Linked DNA regions of Homo sapiens: region 1 is linked to region 2. Evidence: read pairs that join two places in POLR2A ChIA-PET (ENCODE). Cell type or tissue: HCT116. All regions are shown on one strand. Region 1 has its middle 7.4 kb from the start of GPR132. Region 2 overlaps CDCA4 (cell division cycle associated 4).

The links. ChIA-PET counts read pairs that join two places held together with the same protein. Peaks named below come from ENCODE experiments on the same cell type or tissue, not always from the same donor. Only the 100,000 strongest peaks of a DNase experiment are listed, where the experiment ranks them.
Region 1: POLR2A ChIA-PET joins it to region 2 with 5 read pairs; 16 of 35 experiments call an interaction of 5 or more read pairs at or near these places.

The regions. Positions count from the first base shown.
Region 1 is chr14:105,071,587-105,074,086 of GRCh38, forward strand. No RefSeq gene overlaps it. Among named protein-coding and RNA genes, the nearest start is that of GPR132, 7.4 kb to the left of the region's middle. In HCT116, no CTCF peak of the experiment used is centred here; no DNase peak of the experiment used is centred here.
Region 2 is chr14:105,012,008-105,014,507 of GRCh38, forward strand. The region is part of intron 1 of CDCA4 (cell division cycle associated 4); the gene reads right to left. Among named protein-coding and RNA genes, the nearest start is that of CDCA4, 7.8 kb to the right of the region's middle. In HCT116, a CTCF peak has its summit at 369 (motif pointing right); no DNase peak of the experiment used is centred here; H3K27ac peaks cover 608 bases.

The sequences.
Region 1 (2,500 bases), 60 kb after region 2:
AGCCTCCACGCGTGCACCAACCCAGACGCTCTCCAAATCCCATTGTTCTGACTTTTCATGGAGGCTTCATCACACAGGCTTGGTCTCCAGCCCCTCCCTTCCCCAGAGCATGGCGGGTGAGGCCAGAAGTGTCAAGCTGCTCATCGTGGCTTGGTCTTGCTGGCGACCAGCCCCCATCCTGGAGCTACCCAGGAGCCCAGCAAGAGCTGCCTCATTGGAACAAAAGATGCTCCCATCACCTAGGCAAGTCTAAGGGATTAGGAGCTCTGTGTCAGTAATGGGGGACAGAGACCAAATATATATGTCTTATGATGTCATAAGAGGAGCCAAAAGAGGAGAAAAAGATGGAGGAGGAGGAGGAACACCCAGTGGGAGCGGGATTTGGTTCATTGTGAAGGAATTTTCTCCCCACGGGAACCCCGGGAAAACCCACATCAAGCCTTTGCACGCAGGATTGGTGTCAACCACCAAAACCATCCATCCACACTCCCGCCGTCCATCCACACGCCCGCCTGCCCGTCCACACGCCCGCCCGCCCGTCCACACGCCCGCCCGTCCGTCCACATGTCTGACCGTCCGTCCACATGCCCGCCGTCCATCCACATGGCCGCCATCGACTGACGTCAGCAGACCTCAGTATTCCCTGTCTCCATCCACATCACTCGCTCTTCCAGGGCAGTCTTGCCTAGGGAGATGAAGATGGCAAACAACCTTGCTGTTCAGCTCAGGAACTTCCAACATGCAATGGACACTTCTGTAGGAGGCATCAAGCCGTTCTTGGTGATATCTGTGTCTTCATCACGTGCTGGTTGCACGGGTGTTTAGGTAGGAACTCTCTGTGGAGCTGTGGGCATGACTGTGTCTGTGTCTTCAGTAGAGTTGAGAGGTTTGAGAGCAGTCATGAGGATTAACAGCAGATACCAGGAGGCTGCTCGCTGGTCCTGTCAACACGGCCATGTAGTCAGGATGCCAGCTCCCCCACCAAGTCAACTTTGGGGAGCTTGGCAGAGCCGTGACTCCAGGAGGCATCCCTGGACTCTCGAAGCCCCCTGCTGTGTGTGTGTCAGGGGGCTCTGAGCCCAGTGAGTGGCTGTCCCTGGGGCAGGCAGGGGGCACTTGAGGTGCCACAGAGGACACGGACCGTAGGAACCACGAGAGGGGCGGATGGCCCAGAGCCAGGGTGTGGATGACTGCCCTGGGCAGCTGGGGTCGGGAGGCAGCCTTTTCACTTCAATGAGAATGGTGTGCAGCTGGGATGGGACAGCCTCTCAGAAGGAGAGAAGGGACGTAACAGAAAGGTATGGTGGGGACACCAGAAAGCAGAGGTGCGGACAGGGCACTCCCTTGCTCTCACACCTGTGGGATCATCCCATCCCTGGCCGGCTCCAGCTCTGCCCACATTTCTCATTCCTCCTTTGGGTCTCATCAGAGTCCCCGCATCCCGCAGGAAGTGCCCCCACAGGCAGGCCTGGGTGGAGCTGGGTAGTCTTCCTCTGTGTCCCCCTCACCGCCCCCGCTTCCCAGCTCCAAGCAGGAGGCTATGTCCCTGCCGCCTCTGCCCCTACAAATGGACGGTTGCCAGCTGAAGGAATGAGCCCAATCCCGGCTCCTGCTCCCTGCCCGTGGGATCTGGGCAAGCTGCCGGACACTTTGGGCCTCAGTTTCCCCCTTACAATGTCTGCCTTTTTGTGGGGTCCTTGGGAGCTCCCTGTTGTTGGTTACACCAGTGGAGTGGACAGAGGCTCAGCCTAAGGGTGTTTCCAGAAAGGCCATCTGCTGGAGGGGGGCTGGGAGCATCCCTGGAGACAGAGAGCTTTAGACTAGCTGCTGGGGTGGGTGCGGTGGTGGGAGTGGAGCTGCTGGGGGCAGAAAAAGGGGCTTCCAAGGGGCATGCGGGTTCTGGCAAGCTGAATCCCTCACCGTAAACCATGCACCTGTCCAAGTGAAGAACTGCTCCAGGGCTCGCCTGGGCCAAGAAGGGGCTGCAGGGCACCCTACGAGGCCATGGTGGCTAAAGATAGGCTGAGCAAGCCAAGGGCCCTAAGCCGGCAGCCAAGGGTGGCCTGGGGGCTGCAGTGGGGGCCTGGGGGCTGCAGAGCCGGCCCCCAGCCTCTCTCCACCTCTGGCCTCTCAGCTCCCTGAGGGTGGTGTCCACGGCCAGCTGCTCTCCCCTCAGGGTGGAAGACCTGGGGAAGCCCCCAGTCTCAAGCTACAGCCTTGATTTCTGGAACAATCCCAGGACAGGACTCTGGCCCATCAGGTTCTGCAGCCCACCCTGGGCAGAGTGGCTCCTCTTCTGGGCAGCCCATACCTAGTGTGGTCGAGGCTGGGTTGCCCAGGCCTGGCCAGACGAATCTGGGTCCTTGTGTCCAGCTGGGCCTCGGAGCCTGCCACGCCCCCGGCACCACCACCCCCCTAATAAACTCCCCTTCCTCTACCTGTTTCCTCCACCAGCCTCTGGGTCTTGCTCCCTGCCAGGGTCCAACTCACAGCCACCTCC
Region 2 (2,500 bases):
TGACTGCCCTCACTGTACGCAAGGAGCAGCGACTCCGTAACTGGCAGGGACTTGACAGAGCTGTAACTCCCTAACAGAGCTGAGACGTGGAGCCCAGTGGGAGACCCCCACCCCCAGATCAGCTGCCATCCTGCCTAAGCCAGGCACAGTCACGTTGTTAGAAACGACAAACCTCTCAACTGTACCACGACAGTGTTTTATAGCAAAAAAGATAAATGAACTAAAAATAGGAGAAATATATAAGAGAAATGTAAGTGTTCGAGAGCTTGGCTGAAAATCTGTTTCAAAAATCTAACTGTGGTGTGTACAAAAGAAGAGACCCTGGGGTAACATGAGATTAATGTGAACCGTGCCAGCCTGCAGAGGGCGCAGGGCGGGGGCCGGACAGGGCCGGGCACACACACGTACCATTCTGACTTCCCTCAGGATCCTGCCTCGGACAAAGTCACTTCTGCGTTCAGAAGAGTTAGTGCCTTCCCCCTCAATGCTTTCACTAAAAGCCTCTATATGTCGCAGACAGCCGGGCTGGAAAGCTGTGCCACCAGGAACGCGCAGGGGAAGGACTGCAGGGCTGTATGCTCATCCCATGCAGCGAGTGGTCTGTGTTTCGTGCACAATTCTCCAAGGGACACAGGGTCTCCTGGCCGAGCCTATGTGGCCCTGGACAGTCCCTTGCTCCCACACCCGCCCATGCTGCCTGCCTTAGGGATCACACCCATTCCTTGGCTCCCCCCACCCGCCCCACCAGTTCATTTCTCCCAAGGTGCACAGGCTCTGCCTGGCTGCTTTCTACTTGACATCTCTCAGGTCAATGCCCTCCACTCGAGAGCTCTGACCAGCCCGTACAACCATGGCCTCAGGGGCCACCTCCCCTCTCATCTCAACTCCTTTCTCTTCAAAGGAACCAAAACATGGCAGGGTATGTGTGTGTCCGGGGCAGGGGGGGTGGGTTCCTCACCAGTGTGTTGTGGCAGCCCAGAGCTGGCCAAGGCAGTGTTTCTCGGCGTATGCCTCAGCACTGGCGCTGTTGGTTGAAGATGCAGATTCCTGGATCTTACCCCAGACCTGGGCAACTCCGGGATGGCACCTAAGGCTCAGCCTTGCTGGGCAGGTTCCACTAAGACGCACAGCACAGATGCACTAGATGGACATTGGCCATGTCTACTCTCAGAAGTACAAGTCTGTGCAAACTGTTTTTTTTTTTTTTTAACTGATTCTAAATTGGGACATCTCTGGGGCACTAAAGGCAGAGCAGACAGGAGGGTGGGCTCTGGCTTTTGACAGATGCCATTCTGAGCCAGTGCCGCCTGCGGGGAGCTGGGAGGATGACAGCTGGCTCAGGGCCATACTGGCCGGCAGAGTCTGACAGGACAAGCATCTCACGCATGATTAAGTTTCTCTCTTCTCATGCTTGTAATGTAGTGAAATATTATTTCAAATAATTCAAGTTATGCATAAATAGGGTTACAATCTTTTGAATATGCAAACTTTGGAACTTCTTTTTCTCTTAGTCAATCTGATGGCTCCCTGTGACCAGGGTATACCCAGGTGCTCTTGGAAAGCTGGCGTATGGGAGGCACATGCTGTCTCTGCTCGGGGTCTGGAGACCAAGGATGGGAAGTTTTGCAGTGCGGGAGAACTGGCTGCCAAACATACCCCTTCCCAGGAGCCCCTCTGGAGGCTCCCACCTGCTGGTCCTACCCTTGAATTAACAGAAGAAAGGGTCCCCCTGTTCTCTGAATTTCCCTTCAGTGTCACAGATCTCATCCCCGTGCCTTTAACACATGTAAATTTTAAAAAACTAAGTGACCTCTTGGGCATTTATCCCAGAGAAAAAGCCAATGTTCATGCAAAAAACATGTTCCAGAATGTGCACAGCAGCTTTATTTGTAGTAGCTCCAAATCTGAAACAAGGAAAATGTACCCTTCACCTGGGCACGGTGACACACACTCTGCTCCATTCATGCCACCAAATCCTACTCTGCAATAGAAAGAAATGAACTGTTGATACACAGGACGGATCCTTCCACAGGGGCATTAGGCTGAGGGAGAAAAGCCAACCTCAGAAGGGTGCTTGCTATGGGATCCCATTTATGCCACATTGTCATGCTGACCCAGAGCTGAGGGGTGGCAGGGCTAGAAAGGAACCTGCGCAGGGAGATCTTGGGGGTGAGGGCCCTTCTGCTCCTGGGCTGTGGGGGTGGCCCTACCCTGACTGCACAGCGCCGGACACGCACACATGCGCCTGCGGCAGCCGTGTCATCACACGGACCTGGGGCCTGGCTGTGCATCCTACAAGGATGCCGGCCCTGGGGAGCAGAGGAAGGGCACATAGGACCTCCTGAACACTGCTCTGCAACCTCCCCTGGCTCTACAATTATTTCAAAATTAAAATTAAAGGAAAACTTCCCTAACCCTAGCTTATTTCCCCTACAGCACCCATTTCCCCAGAGCAGCATGCCAGTGTCACCACAGGCACAGCCCTCAGGCTGGGCACCGC